Linked DNA regions of Homo sapiens: region 2 is linked to region 1. The links are chromatin loops, found by intact Hi-C in ENCODE. Cell type or tissue: PC-9. All regions are shown on one strand. Each heading gives the region's core, and the rest is flanking DNA. Links, peaks and the distances in the headings are about the cores only.

Region 1 (8,796 bases), core at 797-8,796:
ACTAATTCTTTTGGAGTTACCGCTTCTTGTTCAGAATGACAATTCTCATATAGAATTTTGTCCCGTGAATGGTATTGATGACATTCTATCTTGCAATACAGTTATAAGTTGAGTGAATGGCCTGCCTGGAATCTTTTAGACAGTGCTGTATTGGTGCATTGTTAGTTCTATTCACATATTTACAGCTCCAAACATAATTTCTGGCACATGGCAGAGAGTCAATGAATGTTCTCGAAAGTTCAATCAACTAAATGGAAGGTGAGTGTGACTGTTCATGTATCTCAAGTGGAGAGGTGAAAAGTTGAAATGTGTCATTCTATTTTTATTGCATTTAACTTCCTCAGTAGTTGTTGCTTCTGTTGTTGTTACCTCCCAATTTAGGAAATAGCTCAATATTGGATCAAATAGCTCAATATTGGAAAGCCAATTACCTAACAGAGGCAGAGAAAAGTGAAAGCAGCAAGATGGTGACAAAATGAGAATCAAAGGAAATGCCATTAATGGAAACTTACTCTGGCCCATGTGACTTACTTGGATTGGAGCATATGTAGGCAGACCAGCCAGCATGAACTGTTTTTATTATTATTATTATTTAATTTTATTTTAAGTTCTGGGATACATGTGCAAGACATGCATGTTTGTTACATAGGTAAATGTGTGCCATGGTGGTTTGCTGTACCTATCAACTCATCACATAGGAGTTAAGCCCCGCATGCATTAGCTATTTATCCTGATGCTCTCCCTTCCCCCACCCCCACAACAGGCCCTAGTGTATGTTGTTCCCTCCCTGTGTCCCTGTGTTCTCATTGTTCAGCTATTATTATTTTGTTTGAATTTAGTTATCACAGATTTCCTGGTTGTACGTCTGGTTGTATATATGCCAGTGTACACACATATATCAAAGTTTGTATCTTCTTAGAAATATGCTCATTTTCATAGAAAATAAAATCAACGTCAAGGTCACAAATAATTTTTTGGTTAAAAACAGTGACACCAATATATGATTGCAAACCTGAGTTCTCCACTGATTAAATGTGAAAACAGAGGGCTTGGACTCTGGAACCAGATATCTGAGCTTGAATCCCAGCTCTGCCACTTACCAGCTCTGTGGCAAGTTAACATCACCTCTCTGTGCCTCCGTTTCCTAATACATAAATTAGAAATGATAATAGGTCTACTGTATAGGATCATGTGAGGATTTAATGAGTATGTGAGTACATAATGTATGTTAAGTCATTAGAACAGTGCCTGGCACATAATAAATGTTGGCTATTATTATTAACAATTAATAATAGACATTACTAGTAATAACAGTGTCACAATTTAATTATTAATATTAATATTAAAATGTAGAACCACAACGTGTTATAATAGCAAATGTTGGCTGAGAAAATAGGCAATGATAAAAGCTTTTATAAATTAAATAACACTTTAAAATATATTTTATTAATAGCCTCTATATAAACAACCTATATTTGAAACAGCAATGTTGCATATATATGAATATATGTGGATATATCTGTGTGTGTTTACATAGCATTGTTCACTCAGTCCTCACATGAATCGTAACGAGTGCATGAATTTGTGTTCCTTGAGGCCTCCAGGGTATGTGTAGTCCTCAGTTTGTGAACCACTGGCTTCGTGAACCTTTATGTTTACTCTGTATATCAGTCATATAAATTAGTGCAGATTCTTTTCCTGAAAAAAATTCCATTGAATACAAAAAAATTAGGCTCTAGTTGTTGAAGAATCAAATACACTTAAATATAGTTAAAAATAATGAACAGAACTCGGATGGTATCTCCTTTAGGCTAGCATGGTTCACTCTGTGATACCAGGGATCTCATGGATCTCTTGGAAATAAGTGAAGGAGGAACCAAGTGCAATGTTTTTGGATTGCAGTTGTGTAGTGGGCAGAATGGTTAAAAGTACACAGTAACCCTGCGAGGAAGGTGGTATTCTTGTCCTCTTTTACAGATTAAAAAAACTAAGGCTCAGCGAGATTCAGTAATTTGCAAAAAGTCTTATAATAGAGCTAAGATTCAAATCCAAGATTGGTAGATGCCCAAGCTCTCTCCTTCTATGCTATAGTCCTGACAACGATGGCTGTCATTTTAAGATATCCTCCAGATTTTGCAGGGTTTCTGTTGTTGTTATTGTTATATTTTTATTTTGTCAGACTCCCAGAACACAGTGCATCCATGTAATAGAGGTAGAGATACCAGGACACAGCACATCAGTGTAATAGAAACAGACAGAGACACCAGAAAAATAAACATGGCTATTCATCATGGCAGCCAGCAGCAGAGGCCTGTGGGTTTTCCATGAAATTCTTTACAGGCCAGAGAGAAAAAAATCTAGGTTATTCAAATCAGTTACTCAGGCATTGCTGGTCAGTAAAGATTAGGCCCATTGGGTGTGCTTAAATGCCTGTGGCGAGTAAGGTGAAGCAAGATTGGAACTGCTGCCAAGGTGGCCGGGGGTGGAACTGACAGTGGTGAGGAAGAGGCCATTCTGAGTAGCTGGTTATCTTTCAGAGGATATGGGATAGATAAGGCCCTATCAAGATCAAAGAATGCATGTGGCGGGGGGGGGTTTATAAAGGAAGAGAAGGGAAACAGGCTCATTGAGAAACCAGGAAAGGAAGGAGGCTGACAGATGATATTCATCAAGTCCCTGTGGAGTGAGGGAGATGTGTGTAGGGTGTAATGTGGGAGTGAGGTGAGGAACATGACCCTTACTGATAAAGTCCGTTCCTCGTCTTTTGCAGTTGCTTTAAGCTCTGAAATGGCACTTGGGGGATCTGGGCTTGTCTTAGATCAGTACTTTCTAAGATATTTATCTCTTATTGCTGACACATGGCCCTTGGTTGTTCCCTCTTTTCTATAGTTCCCCTCCCTGAATCTTGTTTTAGGGGTTTCTTTCTTTATGGTTCCCAGGCCTACTCTCCTATTGTCTTATTTTATTAAATGTTATTCCTGTGAGGGAGGTCCATTAAGCTCCTTTCCTTTGTCTCAAGTCCCCTCTGCTGAGTTCCTGAGGACCGTGTAAAAGAACAACAGTACATGAAGATGGACAATTACTTATTGAGCATCTACAATGTGTAAGGCACTGAGAAAACCATGATAAATAAAATATACTTTTTCCTTTAAGGAGGTAACATCCCCTGATGAAGTTGACACTTTAGAGGGGAAAACAGAATTACAAACTAATATATACAATACAGTGTAAGAATATAATATTTGAAATATATGCCATGCAGAATATGATCCAGTTTTTCTCAAGGATCCCCCCTCTACCCTATGCCAGGGGAATCTACTATGTTTGAGGGAAATTCCATCTGCCCAAGAGGTCAGAGTTTATGGCTGGATGTGGTGGCTCACGCCTGTAATCCCAGCACTTTGGGAGGCTAAGGTAGGAGGATTGCTTGAGCCCAGGAGTTGGAGTTGGAGACTAGCCTGGGCAACAAGGGAAACCCCCTGTGTACAAAACAAAACAAAACAAAAAAAGCCGAATGTAGTGGTGTGCACCTGTGGAGGTTTTTGGAAGGCTAGGTGGGAGGATCACTTGAGCCCAGGAGTACTAGGCTGCAGTGAGCTATGATCATGCCACTTGCACTCCAGCCTGGGTGACAGAGTGAGACTCTGTCTCAAAAAATAAAAATAAAAAAGTCAGTTTCATTTACCTGGCAGCAGGTCAGTGTAACAGCAGAGGAATGACAAAGTAGAATGGAGAGAATGAGTGAAGAACTGTGAGCTGACACTTTCCCCTCTATGAACAGAGGACTGTGTGGGCCCAGAGCTGGCTGCTGAGCCTATTCAGCCAAGCTCCTTAGCTTTATGGAAGTACAGAACAAATGAAAGTTACCACAGGTGATATCATACCTACCCATAATAAAGAGAAAATGTCTTGATACCATCTCTTCCTTTCTGTTAAAGAAAAAAACTAGTCAATGATACTTGTTAAAACACAGGAAGGGAGACTTTATTCAGGACCATCTTAATAGGTATAGAGATCACTGCAATCAGATTCTGCAGTGGGGGAGAGAGATTGGGCTCAACTCAGAATACGGCATGGGCAAGTGGGAATTTATATGGAAGAAGCACGGTGGGGGTCATTAGATAAAAAAAATTACTAAGAGGAAACTTCAGGGGCAAGGGAGGATTCTGGCTAAACTGACCTAACAGGATTCTTACTGAAGACAGGCCAGGGTAAGCAGACATCACCTGGGGGATGGTGGAGGAGGAGGAACCCAGCCAGATACAGAGGGTGCTCGGATATCAAGGGTGGAAGTGCTTGCTAAACTGACTCAGCAGGATTCTTTGTTAAAACTGGACTTTATAAGAAAGTACACAGATGAGCCTAGGAGAAGTTTCAGGAGCTTGCCCAAAATTTGGTCAAGTAAATAATCTTTGTCCTCTCCTTACTTAGATTAAAATCGGATGGGTTAGCCTCAAAATTTTTGTGAAGAAGATTTAAAAAGAGACTGGCTGAAAACTGGTCTAGAAGCTAGTTATGAGATTATTTTGAAGCAATGTTGATTCCTGGAGCCTGGGCCCTGAATGCTGAGGGAAGCATCTGAGAAGAATGGACAATGATCTAGGGATGAGATCTAGGGAACAGAAGAGATGTTCGCCACAGGGTACATTGACAAGAAGTGTTGCTGGGAACTCTGTGACCGCCTCCACCCTAGGAACAGCTGACATGGGGAAAGGTTGATTTTGCAAACAGGAAGAACCAAAACTTGGCACTAGCTTTTGGAACCACAGGTTAACTGATGCCAATAGACATAAATGAGAATGCCTCAGAATTTAAACAATTTCTAAGTAATAGGAAGAATCAGCCTACTGTTGGAATGACATCTGTCTAAATGTCATCTATTAAAGAATCTCCATTTATTTCAAAGTTAAGAAATAACACAAAAAGGAGATGTTACAATATTGTGTAAATATCAAGTTAGAGAAGGATTTCCACAAAACGTAAGCGGGAACATCAATGGCAAATAAATAGTTTTTGAGAAAACTCAGGGTTTTCTTTTTCTTTAATCTTTTCTTTTTCTGGGATAAATACTTCAAGTGGAAATGGGATTTTCTGAAATGGGCACTTGCAAAAGTCTCCAGAAACCCCCAAGGAAGAGGGTTGACTCATCCAGAATACTGGGAGATGGAAAAGGGCCACAGAAAGCTGTTGGCTCCCTTGTTTGTGGACAAGAGAATTGCTTCTGGGCTGTTTTAGTCAGAGGCACTACATAAAAAATGAGCCAGGAAAGACACAACCAGCTAGGAGCCAGGCACTGTTTCTATGCTTGTTTTACATCCAAAAAGAACTAGAAGAAATTGCAATTTAAAATTTTGGTGGAATTTCTGGAATTATGAACAATGTCATTTCTGTAAATAAATATTTATGGAGTGTGTATCTTTGCCCACCCTGTCTTTGGCACCGTGAAGGTACACCAAAGACTCTAACTGTGATTCTTGCTTGTATTTCTCAACCACAGCTGGGATGTGATTTGTGCATAGGATTAAATATGTTGAGATTCTTTGATAAATCAAAAAATATTCCCTATAAGACACTGTGATCTTAAAATTATTCACAGATAATTGATCAACATTTTTGAGAATCCAGAGCTTGCTTGGTAGCAAATGAAACATATCTAAGACCCTCAAACTCCATCTCTAATAGGTTATGTATTTTTGTTTCTCAAATAGCAACTAGAATTTGGGGGTGGAATGGGGTAGGACGTTAGCTAGAAGACACGTATTAGGGAGAAAAGCCATTTCCAAATTGAGATCTTTGTTTACTGAATATCTGGCTTTTAGTAAGAGTATTTAATCCAAAGTGAAATTGGTAGATTTCACAGATGTATTTATCCCTCTATAATTAAAAGATCAGTCCTGTAGAGTTCTTTTCTTGAAAGATTATTCTATAATGTGAATAAACCATTCTCAGAATTGACAGCTTCTCTCTTCTGAAACCTTTCCTCTCTTCCTCAGCTGATTGAAAGGGCTGCTCATGGTCTTTTTCAGCTGCTTATAAGGAATATAAAGCAAACCAGTACAGCAGAAAGAGATGAATAAAGATTCCTTTGTTCCCGATCACGTGCCTGAAGAGAGAACACCATTGCCCTTGAGGCGCTCTCTTGAGTGGGTTCAGGATCTTCCCTCTTCCTGCAGCACTCTGCGATTCTCTCCCAGGGCTGCAAGAAAAAGCAGCACTGTTCCCTTCGGGTTGAGCCCGGCCATCGCCATCAGTGCTGCCACTGCCACCACCTCCATTCCCCGCAACCCAGACAACAGAGTGAACCTGCTAACAGCACAGAGTGTGTTTATTTATTCTCTCTGCATAGTGGAAACTTGTTTCAAAGAAAGTAACAGGGATTGCCTGATGTTAGAAGATTCAAAACACTGAAATACACTTGTAAAACGATTTGGCTGTCTTCAATGAATGTAAATAGTATGTATTTGGGGGAGTTGCAAAGGAGCCGATCAGCATATTTGTCAGAGAGGGAAGGAGGCAGAGGAAAATATTTATCTCTCTTTGTGAGCTGTCACACGACTATAGTTTGCCCATCACATCTGAATATCTGTTCAAATGATGTGATATTTTTATTTTGATTTCCTGAACTGATAAAATGTCCTGGAAAAAATAGGGCAGCTGATCTTTGGAATGTTTTTTCTCTCATAATCCTAAATTTTTGATTTCTGTGATTTCTCACTCTTCCCTTTTCTTAGAAATCCTCATGCTCTAGCTTTCTGGGGGGACAATTCTTATGGTTTTTTGTTATGTTGATGCTTTATCATCATTTATACCTCTGGCCCTTACTACAGAACCTTGCACACACTAGATGCACAATAAATATTTCCTGAAAAAGTGAATGAATGGAAAAATGAAAATGAAAATGAAAAATAAATGGAAAAATGAAAAGCATTGAGCTGTTTTGTGAAAATCTGATGAGTAAGCCTTTCTTCTTAGGAATTCTAGCCTTGGTTCCAGGCTCAACTGTTAGACTTCTCTGAAAAGAGTATACCCAAGTCTGCTTTCCCTTGGGTATACTGAGCTGGACCCCTGGAATAAAAACTTTGAGGAAACATCTAGTACAATAGTCACTGGTGCTAAGATTAGGGGCAAGACATCAAGAGTAAATTTGGTCTTACTCTTTCTCTGGAAAATTTTTAGGTATTTAGCTACCTACCTGAGATTTATTAGGCTGTTAATATTTCTTTGAGTATAAAGAAAAAAATAAGGGTGAAACATTGATGATCTAGTTTAATTTACTGAGAAATGTGCTTTTCTTCTTGTGAAAGTCCTAAATCTGTCCACTTGTATCAGTGGGACTGGGCATGTGGGTGGTGATAGTGGAACACTGTGTGAGCCACTGATATTGTGTGTGTGCTGGAATGAGGCATGCTTTCCACCTTACTCCTCCTTCTAGCAGCAATGAATATGGAGGGCAGCAATGTCATTTTCTCCTCGAAGGTCACAACCAAGAGAGAGGTGTCTCTTCTTATGTTTGTTTTCTAGGGCTGTAATAACAAAGTACCACAAACTGGATGGCTTAAACAAGGCATCTGTTTTCTCACGGTCCTGGAGGCTAGAAGTTTGAGATCAAAGTGTCAGTAGGATTGGTTTCTTCTGAGGCCTTTCTCTTTGGCTTGTAGATGGCTGTCTTCTCTGTGTGTCCCTATATGATCTTCCTTCTGTACATGTCTGTGTCCAAATTTCTTCCACTTATAAGGACAGCAGTCATATTGGGTTGGACCTGCCCTTGGGACTTTATTTAACTTTAGTTACCTCACTGAAGGCCTTATCTCCAAATACAGGCACATTCTACTGTACTTGGGATTAGGACTTCAGCCTGTGAATTTTGGGGGGGACACAATTTAGCCCATAACAAGACCCTACTGGCCAGAACTTTGTTCTGTCATTGGATTTTACATCTGGAGGAGAATGAAACTATAAAACATAGAGAATAGATAACTACTGATTATAGATTAGAGCCACCAGATAGAGTTGGAGATAGTGAAATGAAAAGCTGACTATAAGGTAATAATGTAGCTCGGTATAGTTAATTAAAACAAAACAGCCAGACGTGGTGTCTCACGCCTGTAATCCCAACACTTTGGGAAGCCGAGGTATGTGGATCACCTGAGGTCAGTAGTTCGAGACCAGCCTGGCCAACATGGTGAAACGCTGTCTCTACTAAAAATACAAAAAAATTAGCCAGGCGTGGTGGCGCGCCTGTAATCCCAGCTACTCAGGAGGCTGAGGCAGGAGAATCGCTTGAACCTGGGAGGCGGAGGTTGCAGTGAGCCGAGATCGCGCCACTGCACTCCAGCCTGAGTGACAAAAGCCAGACTCCATCTCAAAACAAACAAACAAACAAACAAACAAACAACAAAACAAAACAAAACAATACCACCACATTTCCCTGCATTGGAGTGAAAAAGTAATTCCTAACATATTGGGAGAACAAGGACATTTTCTACTCAAACAATAAATTAGGTTTCCATATTATATTACTTAAAGATGGATAATTCAAAGGCTGAAGAAAATGACAAAGGTGTAGGAAAACAAATTATGGAGAAAAATCAAGAAGAATCAAAATTGTTTAGCTCAATGAGAGCTGAGAGGTGAAAGAGGAAGACTTGGAAAGGTCTGAGGATGGTAGTGTTATACTATGGGTTATTGGATATAGTGAACAGAGAGGGTGTTCATTTTCACTGATGTCAAAAAACTTCTTTCAAGAAATTATAAAAGGAATAAGCACTCATATAAATGAGGGTTTTGGTTGACGAA
Region 2 (9,592 bases), core at 764-8,763, 66 kb after region 1:
TCCTCTCTTCCTATTTGGGTGCACTTTATTTTTTTTCTCTTGCCTGATTGCTCTGGCCAGGACTTTCAATACTACGTTGAATAGGAGTGGTAAGTGAGGGCATCCTTATCTTGTGCCGGTTTTCATGGGGAATGCTTCTAGATTTTGCCCAATTAGTATGATGTTGGCTGTGGGTTTTTCATAGACAGCTCTTATTATTTTGAGATATGTTCCTTCAATACCTAGTTTATTGAGAGTTTTTAACTTAAGAGCTTTTACACAGCAAAATAAATTATCAATAAACAGACAACCTACAGAATGGGAAAAAATGATTGCAAACTATGCACCTGATGAAGTTCTAATATCTAGCATCTATAAGGAAATTAATAAATTTACAAGGAAAAAACAAATGACCCCATTAAAAAGTGGCCAAAGGACATGAACAGGCTCTTTTCCGAAGAAGACATGAATGTGGACAAGAAGTGTCTGAAAAAAGCTCAATATCACTGACCATTGGAGCAAATGCAAATCAAAACCACAATAAGATGCCATCTCACACCAATCAGAATGGCTATTATTAAAAAGTAAAAAAAAAAAAAAGTGCTGGTAAGGTTGCAGAGAAAAGGGAACACTTATACACTGTTGATGGGAGTGTAAATTAGCTCAACCACTGTGGAAAACAGTGTGGCTTTTTCCTCAAAGAGCTAAAAACAGAACTACCATTCAACCCAGCAATCCCATTACTGGGTAGATACCCAGAGGAATATAAATCGTTCTACCATAAAGACACATACATGCGTATGTTCATTGAAGCATTATTCACAATAGCAAAGACCCAGAATCAACCTAAATGCCCATCAGTGCTAGACTGGGTAAAGAAAATGTGGTACATATATACCATGGAATACTACACGGCCATAAAAAAGAATGAGATCATGTCTTTTGCAGGAACATGGTTGGAGCTGGAGGCCATCATCCTTAGCAAACTAATGCAGGAACAAAAAGCCAGATACCACATATTCTCACTTATAAGTGGGAGCTAAATGATGAGAACACATGGACACAACAGACACTGGGGTCTACTTGAGGGTGGAAGGTAGAGGGTGGGAGGAGGGAGAAGATCAGAAAAAATAACTAATGAGTACTAGGCTTAGTACCTGGGTGATGAAATAATCTGTACAACAAATCCCTGTGACATGAGTTTACCTCTATAACAAACCTGCATGCGTACCCTGAACCTAAAATAAAAGTTAAAAAATACTTGAAGATTTGTTTTAGAATTTAGCTGTTTTTTGTGCATAAAATTGCTTATAAGTTAATTGCTTGATAACAGCAGAAAGACTACTTCATTTTAAACCCCTCCAAGCAGCAGAAAGAGCAAGAAGCAAAAAGACTCATATGTAAGATAGGTATGTTTGGGGAGGTAAAATATGCTTTATTATTAAAAGCTCAAACTTCAGCTCTGGAATTAGGCTTTGCTTCAAGTTCAGCACCACCATTTACTAATTGTGAAATTAGAAAAGGTGTTTGATCTCTATTAGCTTCAGTTTCCTCTTCAGTAAAAATGGAACTAATAAAGCCATTTCATATAGTTAGAAAAAAAAAAACTACGATGCTTAACAGACAGCTTAATAATAATAAGCATGCAATGAATGATAGTTCTTATTGATATTATTTTGGATGGGAGGTTTAAGTGTGCCAAGTGTGCTAAGATCTTGTTGATATTATTTTGGGTGAGGGGATTTAAGTGTACCATGAAACAAAATCTCATTAATTAATTCAAAGATTACTAAATGTTCTAAAGAAAGATAATATGTTTTAATAATATGTGCTCTACTTACAATGTCTGTGGAATTCTGTAAAGCCAAAAATATAATCATAAGCATCTATGAAGGTTCTAATATCCAGCATCTATAGGGAAATTAATAAATTTACAAGAAAAAAAAGACCCCATTAAAAAGTCCATGTTTGTCATGTTATAATATGGGAAAAGCTGTCAGACTTTTTGTACTTTTATTTGTGAGAACAACTAAAATTAAGTGGTGAGGATTTAGAAAAGCCAACTCTATTTCTATGCTTTTTTTCTCCTTTAAGGTGGTGTTTAGTGCTTAAAGAAAATCATCCAGAGCCAGGATCAGTTGGGTAATTGCAAAACTATCACAACCACAGAAATCATGATATATCAAATTGTGTGTGTTTACAGAAAATGTGTGGTATCAGTCTAGCTGGCATAAAGGAGTAAAAATGACAGTAGCAGTAAACAAAGCATATGGTAACTTAAAAAATGGGCTTTAAAAGTGTGAATATTTATATACAAAGCAACTCTCCATTCTGCAGCTTTTATAATTATCTATATTTATCATCACTCTGCATCCTTCCACATCCTTAGTGTTTTTTGAGAAAAGGAGCCCCAAGTAACTGAAGCTGCTGAAAGTGACTCTGTCTTAGGCCCATGTGCACCAAAGAAAACAAACCTAAATATCCTGGTCCTGATTGTGGGTCAGTGAAGGACATCTGATCTAAAGTCTTTATGATTTGACATGGGGAAGGCCAACTGCAGCAGTAGTGGCTTAGAGTCACCTGCCAATGGGACTGATTCAAACTCGATGAGCACACACCCCATTCAGATAGTGGGATGGATAAATGAAAGGGGCACCAGAAATAGTGAGTTCCTAGTGTTTATGTAATGTCCAAAGTGGCCCTTTGCAATTATGTCTCTCTCTATGAGACCAACTATACATTCCAATCTCAGAAGCACTTGGAAATGGGTAATTTGACCGTAAGATGTCACATCTGTGATCACATCCTGGATCACGGGTCATGATATGTTTTGGCTGTGTCCCCAGACAAATCTCAACTTGAATTGTAGCTCCCATAATTCCCATGAGTTGTGGGAGGGACCCAGTGGGAGATAATTGAATCATGGGGGTGGTTTCCCCCATACTGTTCTCATGGTAGTGAATAAATCTCTCGAGATCTGATGGCTTTATACGGGGTTTCCCCTTTCTCTTAGTTCTCATTCTCTCTTGCCTGCTGCCATGTAAGACATGCCTTTCACCTTCCACCATGATTGTGAGGCCTCCCCAGCCACGTGGAATGGTGAGATCATTATACCTCTTTTTCTTTATAAATTACCCAGTCTTGGGTATGTCTTTATCAGCAATGAGAGAACAGACTAATACAGGTCACATCCTGATGTTGGAACAGCAAACACTCTGGGAACCAAACATTATTCTGTGAACTCTTCTGATCAATAACCAAAGGTATTTCTGCATTTCTTTATACCCGAGTGTGAGTTCTCTTGAAATTTTGGTGCTGCTGAAATGTGCTCATAAGAATGTGCCAAACCTTAAAGCCAGAGTACCCACATCCCATTCCCAGCTGCTCCATCAACAACCCAGGTGGCCAGTAGTAGAAAAGGGGCAAAGGGATTAGGGCTGGAGTATTGGTTTTAGATAAGAGAAAGGATGCTGTCTCTGGGATGGGTAGGAAGGAGGTAAGAAAAGATGCTGATGAAGACACGGTTGTATGAGTAGAGGGAGGAGAGGGATGGGAAGTTAAGGGAATTTTTACCTGATTGCTCTGTTTTCTTGGTGAAGACTGAGGTAAGGATATCTATTGTGAATAAGGGGATGGGTAACTCGAATATAGTAAAGATTTGAAGCAACCTTCGTAGGAAATGATGGTGTTAAGGAACAATTGATATATAGGAAAATCATTGTGGTAATATCTAGGGATACAGATCATGGATTTGTAGAAGCATGTTGTACAATTCTCTCCCTGCATTGCCTGAGTGTAGAATCGGGGGAAAGACCGATGTGGGAATGATAAAAATTCAGGATTGTAGTGGACTCATTTGGAGGAAGCAAAAGGGAGCAAGAAAATTCAAATCATTCATAAGTGAATGATTAAAGAGATGGTTTAAGCCGTGATGGGAAGGAAAGTGAAGACAGGAAGGCACATACTGGGGAAAATGGGAGCACGGGGCAGTGAGTCAGAGCATTTTTTTTTAATGAAGTTGAAAAACAAGTTTAAAGGAATTAACAGAGAATAGGAAATTTAAGTAGGTTGTGTGGTCAGGCTGTGGTTTATTAGAGATTAAATTTTCGTTAGTAAAGCAATTCTGTGGGATGACAAGCTTCAGGGTGTGGTTATGCATGTGGGTAATAAAATTTGAGTAGAATTGAAGGTTATTGGAATGAGGAGGCCCAGGAACTGTGGGGCAAGGCATTTTATGGGGTATGTGCACGGACTCAGAATTCACCCAGGATGATGGTAAGACTAGGGGTGGAAAGGACAGTGTGACTCAGGGGCTTCTTAATATTTGGGGATGAATGTGAGAGAGTTGGTTGATGGTAGTGAGAGAAAGGCATTTAGGATTGTGTACTAGAAGGCATAAGCTTGCAGAGTGCAGGGGTTGTTCATTAAGGGAAGAAGAATTTGAGAGTGCACAGAGAACTATGAGAATACTGTTTCACTTCCAAGCCCCATGTCAAATGAGGCTTGAGAGACCCAAAGCTGCACCTAGACAGGGCTGTAGAAGAGAAGATCACCCAGAGGGAGGTCCAGGTTTGGGTTCAGCAAAGAAGTGGTGGAAGATTTCTTTCTGGAAGTTGAAAATGCACTAAACTTTGATAATCAGGAAATGGAGTTCTAGAGGAGACAGCAGAAAGATTGAGGAGTGAATAAGGGATGTGGGCATTTGCTTCTCCCTGATCCAAATATTAGTTTAGTGTTAGTGGTTAAGGACAGAATAGATGACTGCAGGGGCTTATCTTTAGGACAGTGACTGAAGGTGACATGAATATGAGGCATAGTGGAGTTCATTGACCTCAAGTTTTCAAAAGAAATTTTTATGTGAGATTGTTTTAGTGTTGAATCTAATGTTCTGAAAGCTGTGGAAAGCCTGATAACTCTAGAAACCTGTGAACTTGCCTACTTGAGATCGCTTTCAGCTCATGAAAGCACTATGGCTATTTCAAATATCAATGAGTAAAGTATTTTTCCTTCCTGATCACCAAGTTGTCTTCAAAGATTGTCTCATGAGGAACTACATGTCTCTTAGGAACTACAGTTCCTAAGCTTCCCATAAAAGCAAAGGCAGTCCACCTGCCCCATGATTGGGCCAGTGCAGAAGCATGGATCCAGGCAAATGTGGGTAACCACAGGGTACCAGCCGAATGCCCATGGCAACAGTCCATGGTTGAGCCTCTTTTTATCCCTTTAACTGTCTCCCTGTCAAACTATCTGCCAAAGTACCACTTAGCTGGAAGTGTATGAAGTGGAGTTTTCCTTCTTCCTTCCCTGAAGTATATATCATTACAAAAATTTTATTTCTTCATTGGTGAGAACTTTTTCTCTGAATTGGGTTCATTATTTTTTCAGAAGAGTGAAGATTTCAAAGCACACATTTCTGATTCACATCTATGCTGATGCCTGTAAAAATAACAAGATGCAGTAGCCATCCCAAGGTTGTTTGCCTGGCAGGGGGACTTTGGACCAGTTGCTTTGCTTCTTTGTACCTCAATCTCCTCTTCTCAGAGACAGTTAATAACACAGGGTTCTCCTTGCAGGGTTGTTTAGATGTGACCTCTGAAGTTAATGTATGTGAAGTTCTTAGCCCAGAGCCTGGCATATATTGGGTATCTAATATAGGGTGGCTGTTACTTTTACAAGGAAGATTATACCAGAATCATGCTAAGATTTAACACAAGTAAACTAATTGCATTTTCACAACAATTTGGTGAAATGGCTATTAATGATGACACTTATCATATGAATAATTTGAGGTTTGGTGTGATTCCATAGATCATTCAGGGTCAGGGTCAAATATTAGTAAATTGCAGAGCTGAGATTTGCCCTCAGGTCTATTTGATTCTAAACTCAGTGCTCTTTTCAATATAGTTAGATCATCCTGGGCGAATTATTTAGAATTTAGAGAAGAAAATTTCAAAATATTTCATTGTTGCCATGGCTTATTGTAAGCCCTACAATCAGTTGATTTTCTTGGCTCAATCTCAAGCCCTTTATGCAGAATTGCATGCCCTTTTTATCCTTTTCGGTTTTCAGGGACACAAGGAGAGATATGCATATGAAGGGTTATTTTCTAGGTAAGGAAAATCATATTCAGAGCAGTTGGTTGGTTATTCATAAAGAGCTCACCAAGTAGGCTCAAATTGGATAATCAAAGCTAAGCTGAGGGAAGCCACAGTTGATTTGAAATATCAAGAGGGAAGAGTAGGGACACTAAAAATCAGAAATGTGGTGAAACCACACATTTCCTGATCCAAGCACATCAGAATTCATTTGGTTAATAGTGAACAGAGGCACCCCACTGAGTTCCTTAATTATAACACCAGGACACTTTAAAGAAATATGAGAGGAATGCCTTTTCTGGCAATTTATAAATCATGTGATTTTCCTTTCTCCCTTGGGTGGACATTTTATTGCAGAGCAGGGTAGGGTTTTTGCTGGACATGCAAACTTCATTCACTTAATCGTTGAACATGAGGAACTCCATATTGCTTGTGGATGATTTTTAATTATCCACGGTTCTTTAGTAGTTAATGTTCCTTCCCATCCCAAGCCTGAGGTGTCCCTGTGTTTCTAATATCACATTGTGGAGACAAAGCCTGAGCTGGATACCCCAAGTTTCAGAGGAGATCTTGGAGATCATGGAGTTCTATCTTTTTCTGGCAAAAATGAAGAAACCGGGGCCTCAAGAAGTTTAATGACCTTTCCAGCATTACGTGGCCAGATAATAGAAAGGTTAATATTGGAAAGATTAAAACTGGAGGTCATATCTTGATGAGGAAAACCAGTGTTATGGCATTGGGCAGACTTTGAAGACAGAGATATGGTAGTATTTTGGGGAGAGGGAAGAAGAGGGAATTACTTAACCTCTTTGAGCTTCTCCCTATAAGCATCTTCTCTGTAAAATGTCTTCATATCTGTCTGGTGAGACGGTTGGATAATCGAATGAAGTTGTGAGCTTAGCAGAATATCTGGTGTATGGAGTGTGCTAAATAAATGATCAATTTTATAAATTTGTCTTTGAACTTTATGTCATTAGATTTAAAATAAAAGAGGACATTTGTTCCATTTTCTTTGTATTTCCAGCTGAATTTACTGCCCTTTACTAACCACCCCAGCTCAAACCTGTTTCAGAGCCCATCTGGATTGTGGTCGTGAACTAGCCCTGACACTTATAGGCTCTTGCTGCTGCAGATTTATCAGAGAAAGCCTAGAGACAGCCTTGCTCTCATCTTCGTGTCTGCTCCACCCTTGCTCCTTCCTCAGTCTGCTCCTTACACATGCCTGCCATACTCCATGTCATGCTGCCAGACATGACAGATACATTCAGCTTTCTGTCTCATTCCCTTCTAAGTATTCCTGTTTGCCCTGGCATTCCAGCCCATCTCTCACCCCAGAATCTTTGGCTGGAGCCATAACTTGGATTGGACTTGAGCCAGTCATTTCCTCCAGTCCCAGAGACATCTACGTGGGATGTTTGCCCAATGGCAGCCAATCCTAGAAGTCTCAAATGTGTCCTTACAAGTTTCTCAGTGTGTCTCCTAGGCCTAGGTGGAGCTAGGTGCCTAGAAATGCAGAGTGCTAGACAGAGGGATGTGGAATTTCATGACACGCTTGCCTCGTAGACCCCTACAATAAGTTACTCTGTTCTACGCAAGAATGTGAAAGGGTCACCTTCCTTTCTACCTGGGTCATCAGGACACCTGGGGTTTCTCTCTTATGATCTAGAGGTTGATGTCCAGTAGGAATCTCTTTGGATATCTTCAGATGATCTGGCTGGGTTTTGATCCCTGCTTTGTGTCCATCTTTCCAGTCTGTGACATGGAGTGTGGATTGCAATGGGGTCTTGCTTCTTCTCTAGCATCTGTCTTTAACAGAGAATAGACCACTCTCTGGTGACTGATAATGCAGCCTTATGGGGCAGTTATGAGATTGCAGATCAAGTTGCACCCTGATTGATTCCCCAAATGTGATTGCCTCCTTTATTTACACATGGCTTGGACTAGGAGAAATGATCTGCCTCTGTGTCCTTTCCCACAGCTTTGGACTTGGTCTTAGACTATCAGTTGTTAAGGTAAAAAAAATTATTTTTATACTGACTTGGAGATTTGACAAAAGTTCTTCTAGACACTAAGCATACAATAGATAGGGCTTTTTGTGATTTTTCCTCTTTAAGTATACAAGGCACGAAACCCTATAAAACATTACAAATTACCATACTTTCCCTGTATCAAAAATAAAAAAATTTACAGATTAACTTTTCCTTTATTCAAAATGGCACTAGTTGTAATGAGTTCCATAGTGGGGAATTATAGGCAATTGAAATATCTGCCTTGTTGAATAGAAGAAGGTGAGTAAGAACATTTATGTTGATTTTCAACCTCGAATGTTAGTCTGCGGATGTATGTGAGAAGTGGCAACACAGATCAGCTTTCTTAGCATTTATCTTGACTCTGGCTCTTAGGATGAATCACTTGTATCATAAGATTTGGGTTGCTTATCACTTCTGGAGATGCTTGTCTTTTTCTACCTACCTTTCTCTTGCCATGATCATGGGGAAGACTAGCACTATTTACTGAAATTCCAATGAGGCAATAACTTAGGAAAATGGCCATGTCAGTTATGACACCACTAAAAACCTGTTTAGTAAGAGAGCAGTTATGGGATTTTAAAAAACCATTGCAAATCACAGTCCTCCTTTAGCACTGAATCCTCCTTGACCTAATTCCCCCCCCCACCCCCGCCGCAACTCAGTTCCCCAGCTGAGCCTGTGACTTCAGCTTGTAAACTATCCTTGGCCTGGGATAGCCAATAAGGCAGCAAGATGCAGCTGTTCGACAGGGTGGCCAAAAATATAAGCGTAAAAGATGGATACATATTTTCCCTTTTTGATTGGTTTACATTTACCCCCGATTCATGAACATATTGTTTAAACTTGCTTTTCCAAAGCCCCATTAATCTTTGCTATTGGTTCGTCTCCTGTTTCCAAACATGACCTCACTCCAAGTGCCGCCCAGTGGTGAGCAACTCTGAAGTATTTTCTTTTCGCCATCCAAGAGAATCAGGGTGGAAGATTGCCGAGTTGGTGCTTGTTTAGGAGCTTTTCAAAATGAATCATTGGAGTGTGGGGATTTGATGTGGATTACTGGCCAAGTAATTATCGGAAGATATTAAGTATTGGAACTCAGGCTTTTGTATAAGTAGAATTAAAGCCCATGTCCTGGCACATGAGCTTGTCATTTGGGAGTGATGAAAATTATGTACCCTTGTTAGCATTTCTCAGTCCTTTTCATATTATCTCTCTCTCCAGTTACCTTCCCTGTTATTCAAAAGGTGATTTTGGGGTAAGATTCAAAGTCGTGAGATGAGGGCTGAATACAAGGTCATAGTTTTTCATTTGGTGTCTAATCTTCTATCTTTATTCTCCAAGGGTCCATTGACTTTTCTCTTTCTTTCCTCTCAAATGACAAAGAAACTGAGTGGTTAGCCCAGAGATTAAATTCCTTATCCAAGGGGCCACACAAGTCACTCTTAACCCATGAGCTATAAGTTACACCCCAACATAAATCTCTAAAGGTTG

What was found. A loop is a pair of places that touch in the nucleus more often than their neighbours do. Peaks named below come from ENCODE experiments on the same cell type or tissue, not always from the same donor. Only the 100,000 strongest peaks of a DNase experiment are listed, where the experiment ranks them.
Region 2: it touches region 1 in a loop (2.7-fold over the local background); 2 of 110 quality-filtered maps call a loop at or near these places.

The regions. Positions count from the first base shown.
Region 1 is chr12:75,886,759-75,895,554 of GRCh38, reverse strand. No RefSeq gene overlaps it. Among named protein-coding and RNA genes, the nearest start is that of PHLDA1-AS1, 140 kb to the left of the region's middle. RefSeq lists a silencer at 7,252-7,546. In PC-9, for the core only: no CTCF peak of the experiment used is centred there; DNase peaks (open chromatin) are centred at 2,454 and 4,244; H3K27ac peaks cover 2,126 bases.
Region 2 is chr12:75,820,385-75,829,976 of GRCh38, reverse strand. All of the region lies in intron 1 of LOC105369844 (a long non-coding RNA gene), which reads left to right. Among named protein-coding and RNA genes, the nearest start is that of PHLDA1-AS1, 210 kb to the left of the region's middle. In PC-9, for the core only: no CTCF peak of the experiment used is centred there; a DNase peak (open chromatin) is centred at 4,086; H3K4me3 peaks cover 663 bases; H3K27ac peaks cover 3,364 bases.